Regions from separate parts of the Homo sapiens genome. Here region 2 is linked to region 1. A link is an interaction called in ENCODE POLR2A ChIA-PET data of the cell type or tissue named here. Cell type or tissue: A673. All regions are shown on one strand. Links, peaks and the distances in the headings refer to the core of each region. The heading gives the core; the rest is flanking DNA.

Region 1 (8,325 bases), core at 100-8,099:
TCCAGCTGGGTGACAGAGCAAGACTCTGTCTCAAAAAAAAAAAAAAAAATAGATTTGAGCAGTCATGGCTTCTGCAGAGCAGGGAACTAGTACTGGGTAAGTTGGGCTCCAGAGTTTCAATGCTCCTCCTCTCCACCTCCTTGTCCTTCCCACTCCTCCCCTTCTTCCGGGAGAACAAAACCAGGTGAGAGTGACCTGTGCTCGAGGAGTCTAGGAGCACACAAATGTCCTCTGCTTAGACTCCAAATAATCCAGGAGCGGGCAGGGAGGCTGCAGTCTTATTCTGAGTTGGCCACCCAGAAAGCTGGACCTGGCAGGCCCAGGATGGACATGGAACAGAGGAAATGGGATCTCAATCACACCGTGGGAAATCGAGGTATCAGGAAGGCTTCTACCTGGCTTAGCTTACTCCACCCTTCCTGGGTTGGAGGTGCTAACTGAGGTGATCTCTGGGGGACGCTTCCTTTTCTTAGTTGATGGGACTGAATCATGATTCTGGCTGAGATGGGAATGGGGTGAAGTCTTGGCAAAGAAAGACCCTCTATTGGCCAAGACAGGAATGAGCTGTCTGGAGGACCATGCATTTCCCTATCAGGAAAATGACAGGCACACACAGTTAAGGGATGCTGGTGTAAAACTCACCATTAATATTTCAAGCAGCATTATTTATTGATCACTTTTCTGGCTGGGACAAAAGGAGAGGGTAATTCATAGGGGATGCAGGGCTGGTAGGGTCAACTTGGGAAAAAGGTCAGGGAAAGGTAGATCATTGAGGAGCCTCACCCCCAGCCCCTGCAAGAATACTATGGGATTCCAGGATGTGGAGACTAGGGACTTTGTCTTTTTCTTTTATTTTTTACTTTTCTTTTTTTTTTGAGATGGAGTCTCACATCGTCGCCTGGGCTGGAGTGTAATGGCGCAATCTCAGCTCACTGCAACCTCCCCCTCCCAGGTTCAAGCGATTCTCCTGCCTCAGCCTCCGAGTAGCTGGGATTACAGGTGTCTGCCACCATGTCACACCTGGCCTGACTTTGTCTTTTTCAACTCCATAGTACCCCAGATGAAAATACAGGAAGGGTCAGGGGGCACCTGGAGCAGGCCTGGGACTGCCACTGTGGCCATCAGGGAGACCATATCCAGGGAATGTCACAGCTATATGAGCTTCCCTGCCTCTGGACCCAACTTCTCCTTCCTACCTCCCCGCCCCAGTCCCCATCCCTTGCTGCCTCAGGGGTCCCTCTCCCCTCTTGATCCTGAATTCAGCTCCAGCAGCCTCTCTAGATGCCATTTCAGAAGCCCAGGTTGGGGCCAAGTGCGGTGGCTCACGTCTTTAATCCCAGCACTTTGGGAGGTGGGCGGATCACTTGAGGCCAGGAGTTCGAGACCAGCCTGGCCAACATGGCAAAATCCCATCTCTATTAAAAAGGAAAAAAAGGCCGGGCGCGGTGGCTCACGCCTGTAATTCCAGCACTTTGGGAGGCCGAGGCGGGCGGATCACGAGGTCAAGAGATTGAGACCATCCTGGCTAACACGGTGAAACCCCGTCTTCACTAAAAATACAAAAAATTATCCGGGCGTTGTGGCGGGTGTCTGTAGTCCCAGCTACTCCGGAGGCTGAGGCAGGAGAATGGCGTGAGCCCAGGAGGTGGAGCTTGCAGCGAGCCGAGATCGCGCCACTGCACTCCAGCCTGGGCGACAGAGCGAGACTCCATATTAAAAAAAAAAAAAAAAAAAAAAAAGCAAAAAGTAGCCAGGCATGGTGGCCTGTGCCTGTAATCCCAGCCACTTGGGAGACTGAGGCAGGAGAATCTCGTGAACTCAGGAGGCGTAGGTTGTAGTAAGCCAAGATCGCGCCACTGCACTCCAGCCTGGGCGACAGAGCTCCGAGACTCTGTCTCAAAAAAAAAAAAAAAAAAATCATCCCAGGGTGAGCTTGGCAATTTATCTGTTCGGGGGAGGGTGCTTGCTGGGTGCTGGAACCTCACTGCAAGTGGGGGGCTTCTTCTAGGTCTGACCATCTCCTGGGGCAGTAGGTGTGCACACAGACTGGGCTTAGGGGGAGACTGCTGGAGAACCCACAGCTGTCCTGTTCACCCACAAGAATGCTTTCTTCATGAACCTCCAACTCCAGGGAGCGGAGGATGAGGCACTCTGCTCACCAAACCTGGAGCCTACTGGCCGCGGGAGAGGATTGTCCGCGGGGCCGGGGAATCCCACATAGGGAGGCAGCTGCGCCACCTAGTGGGCTTTTCCATCCTCGCAGGCATCCCTCCCACGCCTCGCCGCCTCCAGCCTGGATATGGCACCGTTTCAGGCAGGACACACACAAAAGCCGCTGTCCGGTAAGGACAGGAGATGCCCTCCTCCTCCCGACGGACCTGACCCAGCTCAGAGAGGGAGAAACTGGGGGGATGTGGGAGGGGGGTGATCGTGCACTGGCGGAAATTGAAGATAGTGGGGAAGCCAGGAGGGGCTTTGGGCCTGCAAACAGCCTCTCCCTGTCATTCTGGATGCCACAGATATGGGGACCATGGCTCAGAGCCCCCAAGGCCCTCCCTTCTGTGCCCGCCCTACCTCCCTCCAGGCCAAGCAAAGCTGGGCTCAGCTCTGCCGATCAAGGGAGAGCTGGCAGAGGCTGGATGGAGCTGCTGGCTTTCCTCTGACGTCACAGCCTGGAAATCCCATTTTAAGCAGGTTCTCTGGGTGTAGGGCACCCACAAGAAAGGGAGGGGGGGCCAGCTGAAGAAGCTAGAGACCTGAGGCTGTTATAGTCAGGTACCTCAGGCCTGGAGGGCTGCCCAGCGATCCCAAGGAGGCCTGGGCATGGGACCCAGCGCTAGCCTGCCCCAGTCCCTACCCAAAGCTAATACCTCTCAAAGGCTCCTGGGGACCCAGGCAGTGATCGAGCACCCTCCACATAGCTCTGGCCATCCACCTATTTCTGACATCTCTTTCCCACTACCCTGGCTTGGAGAGATCTACGGAGGCAGAGGGGAAAGGGGAGAGGGGAGATTGTCCCAGGGAATGAGGGGACAGCAAGGGGTCACCTAGGCCCAGATGTGTGCCACCAGCCAGCCTCTTTCCCAGGAGCCTTTCCACCCGTTCTTCTTGTCACCCTCCATCTCTTCTCTCCTCTGCACCACAGGGGGCAGGCCCTGTGCCCAGAGTTCTAGAAGCCTGAATGTTTCCATAGCAACAAACCAATGAGCTTGGAAATCTGAGCATGTTCCTGTGGACACAGGGAACCCCTGATGTGCACGGAGAGCTTGACAATGCAGAATCTGGATGTGACCTGCCTAGCCACCAGTCACTGTAGATGTGAGCATGCTCCTCCTGAGTGTGAGCCAGTGTGTGTGTTTGTGTGTGTGTGGTATGCAGCAAATGAGATTTAGGTTAAAGAGCGCCTAACCTGGTTTCCTGGGCATATGGTAGCTGTTAGCGTGGGACTGCAGCATCTTACTCTCTGGGGACTTTTCTAGAATGAATCCCTCCCCTAAATTTTACTGTGGTAGCTTCCTCTCCTTTCCGATGGAAAAATGAGCCAAAATTGCTGAGAGGCTGATGGTGAAGGTGATGCCCCTCAGAGGGCTGGTTGACTGGAGGATTCCAAGGAAAGACAAAAGGGACACCTCACATCCCCCACTGTGACCTCACTTCAGGGGGCTCTTGGCTAGCTTGGCTCAAGTGTGGAAGGTGCACATGCCCTGTGATGCCAGGGAAGGAGGAGGAAAGCCTAGTGTAGGGGCGCTTTGCCAAACTTGGGGTCCAGAGCCTGGGTCTGGGTCCTACTCATACCCCCTACCCACCCCATGGTCTGCTTCGTTCATTTTCCTTCCACAGGCTGAGCTATTTCTCTGATCCCCTTTTTCCTCCCTTACGGCTCTTTTCCTTAGTCTCTCCTCCGTACCTGCCTCTGCTCCTCTGCCAGCCTTTCCCTCCCCCTGGGTTCCGGCTTCCCGGGGGCTCATCCCCAGTCAGTTGTGCTTCTTGGCCCCTGGAGCTCTGGCTCTGCGTCCCAGGGCTCGGACCCCATGCCCTGCAGCTCCCTTCTCCTCCTTTCCTCCAACCTAGCCCAGTAGTCAGGGCTGGACCTCTGCCTTTCCTGGTGCCACACAGGCTGTGCCTCTTTGTCTCAGCCCTTGGTTCCCTCTCTGTCCCCAGGGCTGGTTTCTTCACAAGCCCTTGTCCTGTCTTCCCCATCTCTGCTTCTTCGCTCAACCTCTCTGGCTCAACCCCCTTTGGTCTTTCTAGGCACAGTCCCCGAGGCCTGCCCCACAGCTCCATATCCTATCCTCTGTCCCCTGGGGGCCTCACTGGGATCTTTGTCCCCCAGAGCCTACACCTAGCACTTTCTGTTGGATACCAGAAGGTCCACTCAAGACTTGGGGTAAGATTCTGAGGGAAAAGACAGTCCTTGGGGTTGGGGCCCCTGGCCCTTCTTAGGCCTCTGGTTTTTATTTATTATTATTATTTTTTAAATAGAGACATGGCTGGGCGCGGTGTCTCACGCCTGTAATCCCAGCACTTTGGGAGGCCGAGGCGGGCAGATCACTTGAGGTCAGGAGTTCGAGACCAGCCTGGCCAACATGGTGAAACCCAGTCTCTACTAAAAATACAAAAATTAGCTGGGCATGGTGGCGCATGACTGTAATTCCAGCTACTTGGGAGGCTGAGGCATGAGAATCATTTGAACCCAGTAGGCAGAGGTTGCCGTGAGCCAAGATCGCGCCACTGCACTCCAGCCTTGGCAATACTCAGTTTCCCCCCCTAAAAAAAAATACAGATGTGATTTTCGCATGTTGCCCAGGCTGGTCTCAAAATCCTGAGTTCAAGGATCCTCCTGCCTCCACCTCCCAAAGTGCTGGGATTACAGGTGTGAGCCACCACACCCAGCTAAGCCTCTGTGGTTTTTGTTTGTTTTTTGTTTTGTTTGAGACGGAGTCTTATTCTGTCACCAGGCTGGAGTGCAGTGGCACGATCTTGGCTCACTGCAATCTCTGCCTCCCACGTTCAAGCAATTCCCCTGCCTCAGCCTCCCAAGTAGCTGGGACTACAGGCACGCGCCACCATGCCTGGTTAATTTTTGTATTTTTAGTAGAGATGGGGTTTCACCATGTTGGCCAGGATGGTCTTGATCTCCTGACCTCGTGATCTGCCCGCCTCGGCCTCCCAAAGTGCTGGGATTACAGGCATGAGCCACTGCGCCCAGCCTAGGCCTCTGGTTTTATCTTGAGTCCCAAAACCATTTTCCCAGACTGAGCCCCCTCAAGCCCATCTCTTAGCTGGGCACCAGAGCTCCTGTCAGTCACAGGCTGGCCTCCCCACTCCCCCAGCTGAACCCTGCTTCTCACTTGAGGTCCTTCCCACCTGTCAGCTGGTGTGGCAAGAACAAAGCACAGAGGCCAAAATAAATGAGGTGCCAGAGTTTGGTTTATTGGCTCATCCAGTGCCAAAGGTCCAATGGGCACCCTCTTCCCAAGGAACCGGGAGCCCCGCGGCTCCTGCATTTCTCTTTCTCCTTCACGTGTTCCTCCTGGCCCTGACTGAAGCCGTGGCAGAAGCTGGGGCGGGTGTGAGCAGAGGCTGGGTTCTGCCAGGGGTCTTAGGGCCCAGTCTGCTTGGTACAGGATGGGGACCCTGGGCAAGAGGGGATGGACCCCAGGGGCAGAGGAGAGGGGCCCACTCAGCAGGGGCCTGTACCAGACAGAGCAGGGGTGGGCCCTGAGGAGCACGGGAGTCCAGCCCAGGGGCACGGTGGCAATGGGGTGACCTAAAAGGGAGCAAGGTCATAGGAGCAGGTGAGAGGCCCCCCAGATCCCCGTTCTCTCATGGGCTGGGTCCTCTGAGGCTCAGAGCCTAGGATGGAGGGTTGAGCAGGGAAAGGGCCAGATGACTGTGGGGCTCAGGGTGGGAGGAGGCGACTGCTGGAGGGACAGTCCTTGACCCAAACTACCCCGAGCCCTAGACCCAGAAAGACACACTCACACAGCCCTGGACCCCCCTTTTTAATGTGGGAACATGTGGCACTCAGCCCCACCCAATGACCAGGAAAAGAGCCCCCAGCTGCAGCTCTGGCCTGGCCATCCTGGTCGCTGAAGCACAGGCCAATCCCTGTCTTCCATCCACAGCTGCACCTGGAGGCCCCACCCAGGGTCCCCAACGTCCTCCCCGTGTGCTCCCTTTCCCCCATGTGCCTTCAGGCCCGTCCTTGGTCCATCTGGGCTAGGACTTCCCCCTCCCTGCTCCCAAACCAAGGCGAGCAGTGGAAACACGACAGGACCTCTGAGAAGCGGATTGCTATGGGCTTCAGCAAGGCACTGGGTGGGTGGGGCAGGGCGGGGCTGCAGCGGAACAGCGGTGGAGGCCGAGCAGTCCCCACCTCCTTGGGTGGCTCAGTCCTCAGCCTCTGGTCCACCCTCTACCCTCAACCCCCACAGCTGGGCCTCCTTCCTCTTTTCCAAGCCCCTTCCAGAAGAGTGGCCACTGGGCAGGCACCGGAAATGGCCATCTGCGGGGCCCAGGGGCCTGAGACACCTAGGCTACTGGCACAGTGTGGAGCAGGGGCTGGGTCTGAGGCCCCTCCTGAGGCTTCATCCTTGCTCTGCAGCCTGCGGGGGTGGAGGGGCTCAAGCTGAGTCGCCCCCGCCAGAGGTCTTCTTCTTGGGCCGGGTCTTCAGTGTCTTGGAAGCCAGTGGCTGTGGAAAGAAGGAGGAAGATGGGGCTCAGCCTGGAGCCGCCACCCCCTGCCTGTTTCCCCAAGCTCTGGCCAGTGCCCTCACCTCAGCTTTGGGCGCTTTTTTGATGGGTTTGGCCCTCTTGGGAGCTTTGTCTCCCATGTCATCCTCAGAAGCCTCTGTCCGGGAATCTGCCGGGTTTGTGCTGGACCTTAGACTCAGGGCAGGGTCATCTCCTGGGTGCAGGGAGAAAAGGAGGTGGGGGAATCTTTCCCATCTGGACTCCTTGCCCTTGGGGCCCCACCCCAACCCCGGGCCCTGCCTGTACCTAAGTCCTCGATGGTGTCCAGGAGGCTGCCAGGGCTGGGTCGGAGGCGGCCGTCAGGCCTCTGCAGGGGCAGTGCGTCCTCGTCCCGGATCAGGGTCAGGTCCTGCATGCTGAAGCTGCGGAGCTTCTCTGACAGCACCCCCTGGCCCTAGGGTCACCACCACGCACCGGGAGAGCCGGGGGGAAGGGGCGGGGTGGAGATAGAGGTCACCATGGTGCTGGCAGCAGCCCCAGGCTCGGTGCCCTCCCCACACTGTCCTCACCCAGTCCCACACAGACAGAGCTGAGGGCTGGGGCAGGGCCACACTTTGCCTCTGGGGACAGATGGGGAAATGGCCGGACAATCAAAGTGACTCGGCCAGATAGCAGTAGAGCCTGGACTGGAGCCTCCAGCTGCATGAGCCCAGAGTCTCTACAGCCCCGAGTACAGGGTGGATGCAAAGGGGCCTGGCCAGGGCCCTTTGTACAAGGTAGGGGCCCTGGGAGTCTGAGCCTGCCCCCATCTCACCTTGGCGGCAGCTGTGACTGCAGCATTGGCGGCAAGGTTCAGGCCCCTCTTGCCCACCCTCATCATGGTCTCATAGCTCTTGTCTCGGGCCTGCGTGATGTACTCGTCGATCTCCTATGGGATTGGAGGGGAAGGGAGAAGAGGAGAGGTCCTGCCCTACCCTTGTTCACCCCTGGACAGAGGCCCCTGCCTGCTCCGGGAGGCCACGGCAGCCCTGCCAAGTCACTTTGGGCTCTGGGCCCCACAGGGAGGGCCAGTCTGTATGAGGCTGCAGGCTCTGGACTGCCTTGGCTGGGGGCAGGCTGGGAGGTGAGCTGAGAGTGGGGGCAAACCTTCTCCTTGTTGGACAGCGTTGGGTGCACGAACTTGCGGTAGAGCACGCTGGAGCCCTTGGTGTAAGGGGACAGCAGCCATATCACGAAGGCGATCTTCAGTTCAAAGTAGAAGGGGAACCTGTTGGGACAGGGGCAAGCGCAGAGTACAGGGCAGGGAGTTGGGAGGTGCCCTGTGTCCAGCAGCACCGGCCCCATGTGTGACCCTGCACAGCCCCTCACTCTTAGTGCACTGGGGTCCCCATGGGGCTCATGGGACTGCTCCTTTCTAATCTGAAAGGGTCTGGAGGGCTCAGCTGAAGCTCCAAACAGGAAGGTAAGCAGTGACACTAGAAGGAATTTCCCCCAGCAGCGACTCTCCTGGCCTCATCCTCTCCCCAAGCCCCAGCCCTCTCACTCCTAGAGAAAACCCCCCTTCCTCTGCCCTAGGGTCAACACCAAGGGAAACTCTTGACTGTGCAGGCCTACACCTGGGTCTTCACT
Region 2 (8,325 bases), core at 136-8,135, 100 kb before region 1:
TTGTAGGATTATGAAGGATTGTTATATGGTGTGTTGGAAAATAACTTTTAGCATTTTTGGTTGGCCCTTGCCCACTGCCTCTACTGTCTCCTAAAGATAACTTTAAAAGCCCTCCAGGATTTCCAAAGTACTCCAGTTGAGAACTACTGGCTTAATGCTAGTCAAGATTCATCCTTGGGATCAGAGAGAGGAGCCAAATGCCCAAGCAAAATATATATTTGAGTTCTATTAGGAGGGAGAAGTTGCTTGGGTATGGGTGGACACAGTATTTCAGTCACCTATCAGTAAAGCTAATAGCATAAATAGCAAGAAGGTATATGGAGATTTCCTACAGCCAATAGGATATATATCTAGAATAAGATTTACTGTAAGAAAGAAACTGGCTCACAATTATGGAACCGAGGTCCCACCCACAGTCCACTGCTGGGAAAGCTGTTGGGGTAAAATTTCAGTGACCAGGAACACAGTGGTGTCCTAGTCCGAGGTTAGAAGAATATGGATGTCTTAGCTCTGGCAGTTCTATATAGGCCCTTAACTGATTAGATGATGTCCACTCACATCAAAGCAGAGCAATCTCCAATTCAATACTAATCTCTTCTGGAGAGAGACAAATGTTTAACCCGTTAAATGGCATCAATGGCTAAACTGACACATAAAATTAACTATCACAAAAGGCAAAAAGAAATGATTGGTTTTATTCTTTAGTAGAGCCTCCCTTTAGTGATTGTAAGTACTTGCTTAGGTCCCAAGAAGAACTTACGGTATCCCTCTTACACCAACTTACTGTTTTTGGTTTTTTGTGTTTTGTTTGTTCTTTTGGTTTTTGTTTTGAGATGGAGTCTTGCTCTGTTGCCCAGGCTGGATTGCAGTGGTGTGATCTCAGCTCACTGCAACCTCAACCTCTGCCTCCTGGGTTCTAGCAATTCTCCCACCTCAGCCTCTTGAGTAGCTGGTACTACAGGTGCGCACCACCACACCCAGCTAATTTTTTTTTTTTTTTTTTTGAGACAGTCTTGTCGCCCAGGCCGGAGTGCAGTGGTGCGATCTCAGCTCACTGCAACCTCCACCTCCCAGGTTCAAGCCGATTCTCCTGCCTCAGCCTCCCTAGTAGCTGGGATTACAGGCACCCTGCCACCACACCCAGCTAATTTTGGATTTTTAGTAGAGACGGGATTTCACCACGTTGTCCAGGCTGGTCTTGAACTTCTGACCTCAAGTGATCCACTCCCCTCGGCCTCCCAAAGTGCTGGGATTACAGGCTTGAGTCACTGTGCCCGGTCTAATTTTTGTACTTTCAGTAGACACGGGGTTTTGCCATGTTGGCTAGGCTGGTCTCAAGCTCCTGACCTCAGGTGATCCATCGCACCCAGCCTCCTTTTTTTATGTTGTTTTTTGAGACAGGGTCTTGCTGTCACCCAGGCTATAGTGCAGTGGTGCATTCATAGCTCACTGCAACCTCGAACTCCTGGGCTCAAGCACTCCTCCTGCCTTAGCCTCCCAAGTAGTTAGGACTACAGGTGCACACCACCACACCTGGCTCACCTCTCGAGCTCAAGTGAGCCTCTCACCTCAGCCTATGGAGTGGTTGGGACCACAGGTGCAAGCTACCGTGCCAGGCTATTTTTTTTTTTTTTTTTTTTTTTTTGAGGGGGGGAGAGACAGGATCTCACACTCCTGACCTCAAGCAATCTTCCCACCTCAGCCTCCCAAAGTGGTGGGATGACAAGCATGAGACACGGTGCCCAGCCTGATTATTTGTGTTGAGTGAGGTATACATTATCAGTAGAAATACTACATACATGTGTACATAATGTGTCAATTCTCAGGGAAATCAAGACATTCCATTTCTTTGATCCACGTAACATTTATAGTAGTGACTACAAGCAAGATGGAGCAGCAGAAATAAAAGCAAGTTCTTACAAACTGCATGAGAAGATTGGGTATGAAGAAACAATTCAAATTTTGGAAATAACCAATATTCAAGAGACCCTTCACCATTTCAGATACCATTGCAACTCTATTCTCCAGTCATAAGGCCAGGTTTTTTTGTTTTGTTTTTGTTTTGAGACAGAGTCTCTCTCTGTCACCCAGGCTGGAGTGCAGTGGCATGATCTCAGCTCACTGCAGCCTCCATCTCCCGGATTCAAGCGATTTTCCTGCCTCAGCCTCCTGAGTAGCTGGGATTACAGGTGCATGCCACCACACCCGGCTAAGTTTTGAATTTTTAGTAGAGATGGGGTTTCACCATGTTGGTCAGGCTGGTCTCGAACTCCTGACCTCGTGATCAGCCGCCTTGGCCTCCTAAATGCTGGGATTACAGGCATGAGCCACTGTGCCCGGCTCATAAGTCCACTTTGTAAGGGCTTTGTCTTCTCCTTTTCCCCACCTCTAGTATCAGAATACAAAATGAGTGAAAGCCCTGGGAACAGATAAAGGAGCTATAGGGCGACCTACAGCACTCTGAACAGCATGCAGGAGCTGTGCTTTAGCAATTACAGAATTGCTGAAACAGGCATTTGAGTAGATAAACAATTGAATATCAGCAATTTCCTACAGTTAAATCTATTAGGAGCCATTTCTGCTACAGCAGGTCAGGTAATCTGTCTTGACACTAAAGACCGCAGCTGAACATCAAACCAGCCTTTAAGGTAGGCATCAGCCCTGCAATCAAGAATGGGAAAGTAAAATGTTCCACCAAACTCACAGGCTCTTAAACAGATTGTTGAAGCCCCTGACTGAGAAAGTGAAGATTAGGGTCAAAGGTGATGGGGTTGTGGGGTGGGGAGTCCATAAGGGACTGAGTATAAAGTGCAAGATTGTGAGTATTGATTATTTTTAGGAAAATGGTCCATCGCTTTCACTGGTTCCTTGGAGTCTGTCCCAAAGAGGGTTAACCATTATATGGTAAGTTTACTAGCTTAAATGGCTTCAAGTCGTACCATACCAGTCACCCCTTTGCCATTTGCCATCCCCTCAATCCTGTGCATTTATTTAGCATCCTTGGTCTACCATCCACCTCCTTGGTATACCTTCCCCACTCAGCTCACACAGATCATTTCACTCAAATTCTTACGCTTTTTTTTTTTTTTTCTTTTTGAGCTGGAGTCTCACTTTGTTGCCCAGGCTGAAATGCAGTGGCACGATCTCGGCTCACTGCATCCTCCGCCTCCCAGGTTCAAGCGATTCTCCTGCCTCAGCCTCCCAAGTAGCTGAGACTGCAGGCACACGCTGCCAAGCCCGGCAAATTTTTTGTATTTTTAGTAGAGATGGGGTTTTACTGTGTTGCCCAGGCTGGTGTCAAACTCCTGAGCTCAGGCGATCCACACGTCTCGGCCTCCCAAAGTGCTGGGATTACAGGCATGAGCCACCACACCCTTCCCTACGCTCTTATTTTTTAATTACTTAATGTTCCATTTAGCAACTTCATCTTTTTGTTCTTTGTTCTTTTTTGAGATGGAGTCTTGCTCTGTCACCCAGACTGGAGTGCAGTGGCACAATCTCAGCTCACTGCAACCTCTGCCTCCTGGGTTCAAGCGATTCTCCTGCCTCAGCCTCCTGAGTATTAGCTGGGGTTACAGGCATGTACCACCACGCCTGGTTAACTGTATTTTTAGTAGAGACAGGGTTTTGCCATGTTGGCCAGGCTGGTCTCAAACTCTTGAGCTCAAGTGATCCATCCACCTCAGCCTCCCACCATGCCTGGCCTTCATCTCTTTTATTACATTTTTCCCTACCTTCTGGATTATTTTGAAGCAAATGCTAGAATTCATAATTTGACTCAAAGTATATACTTTTTTTTTTTTTTGAGACAGAGTCTCGCTCTGTTGCCCAGGCTGGAATGCAGTGGCGCAATCTCAGCTCACTGCAAGCTCCACCTCCCGGGTTCACGCCATTCTCCTCCCTCAGCCTCCCGAGTAGCTGTGACTACAAGCGCCCGCCACCATGCCCGGCTAATTTTTTTTTTTTTTTTTTTGTATTTTTTAGTAGAGACGGGTTTCATCGTGTTAGCCAGAAGGGTCTCAATCTCCTGACCTCATGATCCGCCCGCCTCGGCCTCCCAAAGTGCTGGGATTACAGGCGTGAGCTACCACGCCCGGCCGAAAGTATGTACTTCTAAAAGGATTATACTACAAAACATATCATTGTTGGCCAGGCTCTGTGGCTCACGCCTGTAATCCCAGCACTTTGGGAGGCCAAGGTGGGTGGATCACAAGGTCAGGAGATCAAGACCATCCTGGCTAACACGGTGAAACCCCATCTCTACTAAAAATACAAAAAATTAGCCGGGCGTGGTGGCGGGCACCTGTAGTCCCAGCTACTCGGGAGGCTGAGGCAGGAGAATGGCGTGAACCCGGGAGGCGGAGCTTGCATTGAGTTGAGATCGCGCCACTGCACTCCAGCCTGGGCAAGAGTGCGAGACTCCGTCTCAAACAAAACAAAATAATAATAATAATAAATATATATATATATATAATTTTCACACCTTTTAACATCTTTATAGCAAACAAGAATATGCTTTTCCCAATAGTCTCATAACTTTAAAGTTGATCTGAGTCAGGAACCAAGCGTCACACCCACATAGTTTGACATGTCCAAGTTCCTTTCAATTTAGGCTTCCCTGCCTTTTTTCCCCTTTGCAATTTATTTTAGAAACTGGACCACTGGTCCCGTAGCGTCTCCTACATTCTAGATTTTACTAATTGCTTCCCTGTGATGTAATTTAATGTATTCCTTCGTCCCATTTAATCCAATTCAAGTTCAGTTTTTTTGACATAGGATCTCACTCTGTTCCCCAGGCTGGAGTGGGTGGTGCTATCATAGCTCACTGTAACCTCAAACTCCTGAGCTCAAGCAATCCTCCTGCCTCACCCTCCCAAGCAGCTAGGACTACATACAGGTGCTCGCCACCACACACACAGCTAATTTAAAATGATTTTTGTAGAAATGGCACTCTTGCTAAGTATATTGTTCGGGCTGGTCTCAAACTCCTTGAGCCAAGTGATCTTCCCACCTTGGCCTCCCAAAGCACTGGGATTACAAGCATGAGCCTTTCGCCCAGCCTGTTTCATTTTTCTACAACAGGTGATGTGTATTTCCATCAGAATTTAAAATATTATATGAATTCCAAACATAATTTCGGTTGGCTCTTTTGTCATGTTAGTAGCCACTGATGATCATTACCTAGATCTCTAATTTGATTAAAGGTATATTATTTTACTTCTGTCTTTTCATTTTTATTGGAATACCTCTATAGTGAGAAAATTCCCCTTTTAACAAGTACCAAGTTACACTGCAATGTACCTACATATAAGGGAAGACCAGTTAAATGTTTAGCTCTTTTCCTTAATTTACTAGTTTTCAGAATTAATTCCATAATCAAAAGTGGGGAAATTAGGTTTCTTGGGTGTCATCATGAACTCATGGATTTCGACTTTTTATGTTTCACTTCATTGCAACCTTTCTTAGTGATACTCAAATTGTTCTAACCTTGGCCTGAGAGCCTCTTCCTGTTGGCCCTTAAGTCGTTTTGACAAAACCCCAGTAGTCCATGTTACTTTCTTTGCTTACTGATATAACAAGATGTTCCAGGCTCACCTTGTTCATTTCTGCTTCAGTCCAAGAAACAACTATTTATTTTATCTGTTATCTTACTTGTTTAACAACCCTATGTCTCCCCTGCACCCCCACAAAAGACCATAAATATAAGGACTGAATTACATCTAAAAATTTTCAGCACTTGTCCCAGTGCTGGACCAAAAAAGTGGCATGCAATAAATATTTATGGAATTGAACTAAAAGATTAACATTTGTCTAGCTATTCTACAAGTGTCTCTATTGAGTCAAACAAGGCACCACTGGCAACTGGCAACATTAAACACTTGCCTCTTCAGGTGGGCCAAGGGCAGGATTCAGGCTCTCCCTATAAATACTCTCTTATATGCTAGAGATAGACCCCAGCTAATGAGCTCTCCCTAGAACAGGTATTCTGTCACTCACTCACACACACACACACACACACACACACACACACACACACACCTTTTTTTACACTGAGAGAATGAGAAAAACATTAACTTTTAGTTCTCCGTGGGCCTTATTTTCTTAAAGGAGGAAATCATTACACAGTAAAGCATTAATGGCCAGTGTGTGCTTAATTTAACAACACTACAAATTCATGTAGAGATGTCTGATCCTCTAGAGAGGAAACTGTCATTCCTTAGCTGCAGTCCCCTCTTCAACTGAAGAATTACATTTCACCACTAGGTGTCCACAGGGGAACAAAGGATATCTTACACTTGCCCATTCCAAGTCCCTTTCACACACACTGCACTCCATAAACAACTTGTCCTAGGTCAATTTATAAAAACCTTAAATCTTATTTTATGTTGTACTACTACAGCTTAGGTCTTCATTTACTTTAACTTATAAGATATCCTGGCCGGACGCAGTGGCTCACACCTGTAATCCCAGCACTTTGGGAGGCTGAGGCAGGTGGATCACAAGGTCAGGAGTTCAAGACCAGCCTGGCCAATATGGTGAAACCCCGTCTCTACTAAAAATACAAAAATTAGCCGGGCATGGTGGTGCACGCCTGTAGTCCTAGCGATTCAGGAGGCTGAGGCAGGAGAATCACTCCCTTGAACCCGGGAGGCGGAGGTTGCAGTTAACTGAGATTGCGCCACTGACTCTAGCCTGGGTGACAGAGCGAGACTACGTATCAAAAAAAAAAAAAAAAGAGAAAACTTTCCTCTAACAAGCACACTGACTTCCAGAAGAGTCAAAGGCAGCCCTTTAGCAAATCTTACCACAACCATCCCTTCCCTGCCTTCATCTTGGCTACTCTTTTTTTTTTTTTTCCTGAACTCCAGTGATCCTCCTGAGTAGCTAGGGACTACTACTAGGGACGACTTAGGTGTGCACCACCATGCCCAGCTAAATTTTTTTTTAATTTGTAGTATAGATGAGGTCTCACTAGGTTGCTCAGGCTGTACTCCAACTCCTGAGTTCAAGCAATCCTCCTGCTTCGGCCTCCCAAGGTCCTAGGATTACAGGCATCAGTCACTGTGTGTGGTCTATCTTCGTTACTCTTAAACTTATCTTCACATTAGTGACAAATAACCTCATTCTGTAGCTTTTTTTTTTTTTTTTTTTTGAGAAAGGGTCTTGCTCTGTTACCCAGGCTGGAGTGCAGTGATCACAGCTCACTGTAACCTCAAACTCCTGGGCTCCGGTGATCTTCCTGCCTCAGCCTCCTCAGTAGCTGGCACTAGGGGCACATGCTGCTGTGCCTGGCTGATTTTTTTTTCTTGTTTTTGTAGAGACCAGTTCTCTCTAAGCACAAAGACTTATTTGTGCTTTCAACATCAAAACTTATAACAGGCCTGTAATCCCAACACTTTGGGAGGCTGAGGCAGGTGGGTCACGTGAGGTCAGGAGTTCGAGATCAGCCTGGGCAACATGGTGAAACCCCTATCTCTACTAAACATACAAAAATTAGCCAGGCATCATGGCCTGCGCCTGTGGTCCCAGCTACTAGGGAGGCTGAGGCAGGTGGGTCACGTGGGGTCAGGAGTTCGAGATCAGCCTGGGCAACATGGTGAAACCCCCATCTCTACTAAAAATACAAAAATTAGCCAGGCATCATGGCCCACGCCTGTGGTCCCAGCTACTAGGGAGGCTGAGGTGGAAGGATCGCTTAAGTCCTGGGGTCAAGGTTGCAGTGAGTTATTATCGTACCACTGTACTCCAGCCTGGGCAACAGTGAGACCCTGCCTCAAAAAAAAAAAAGAAAATGAAACAAAAACTTACTTGCCTACTCCCACCTAATTAGGTAGGAACATCACCTATATCCCAATATTTAACTTTGTTACATAATGTTTGAGCTGAGGAGGAAGTTCTGAGATCATAAAGAACAATTCCTTTATTTTTCAGAGAATCTGTGTGCCTAGAGAGGTTATATATTTTGTTCTCACCATTTAGCAGTTTGAAAAATCTGTATCACTTTTATATCACAGAACATTCCTCAACAATGAATCGTCATGGTCCCATTTAAAAAGCCTTGATGCAGGCACTACCATCCGTGCTTCATACATCCCAAACCTCTTCACGTAGATAGTTATCCCAGCCTTTGCCTCTAATGCACTGATTTCTAATTCTAAATGCAGAGATGGTGAATTTGCAGCAACTAGGCAAGGAGCTTTTGGGGCTACCTGGGCCTGCAATTGTCTAAGAAATAAGTTTTAAGAATTCAGAGGCTGAAAACAGCAATCCTACTTGGGATGTCGTCATGCTTACTTCAGCCTGAATCACACAGAAGAAAGCCTT

What was found. ChIA-PET counts read pairs that join two places held together with the same protein. Peaks named below come from ENCODE experiments on the same cell type or tissue, not always from the same donor. Only the 100,000 strongest peaks of a DNase experiment are listed, where the experiment ranks them.
Region 2: POLR2A ChIA-PET joins it to region 1 with 10 read pairs; 19 of 35 experiments call an interaction of 5 or more read pairs at or near these places.

What each region holds. Positions count from the first base shown.
Region 1 is chr5:138,444,053-138,452,377 of GRCh38, reverse strand. REEP2 (receptor accessory protein 2) reads right to left here. Exons shown (of 8, transcript NM_001271803.2): 4 at 7,843-7,963; 5 at 7,511-7,624; 6 at 7,003-7,150; 7 at 6,780-6,910; 8 at 5,413-6,695. The coding sequence ends at 6,627. Among named protein-coding and RNA genes, the nearest start is that of REEP2, 9.2 kb to the right of the region's middle. RefSeq lists enhancers at 2,313-2,402, 2,473-2,532. In A673, for the core only: a CTCF peak has its summit at 2,262 (motif pointing left); DNase peaks (open chromatin) are centred at 2,207, 2,667 and 3,187; H3K4me3 peaks cover 753 bases; H3K27ac peaks cover 2,131 bases.
Region 2 is chr5:138,546,112-138,554,436 of GRCh38, reverse strand. HSPA9 (heat shock protein family A (Hsp70) member 9) reads left to right here. Exons shown (of 17, transcript NM_004134.7): 17 at 1-681. Among named protein-coding and RNA genes, the nearest start is that of ETF1, 7.0 kb to the right of the region's middle. In A673, for the core only: a CTCF peak has its summit at 6,246; a DNase peak (open chromatin) is centred at 6,276; H3K27ac peaks cover 413 bases.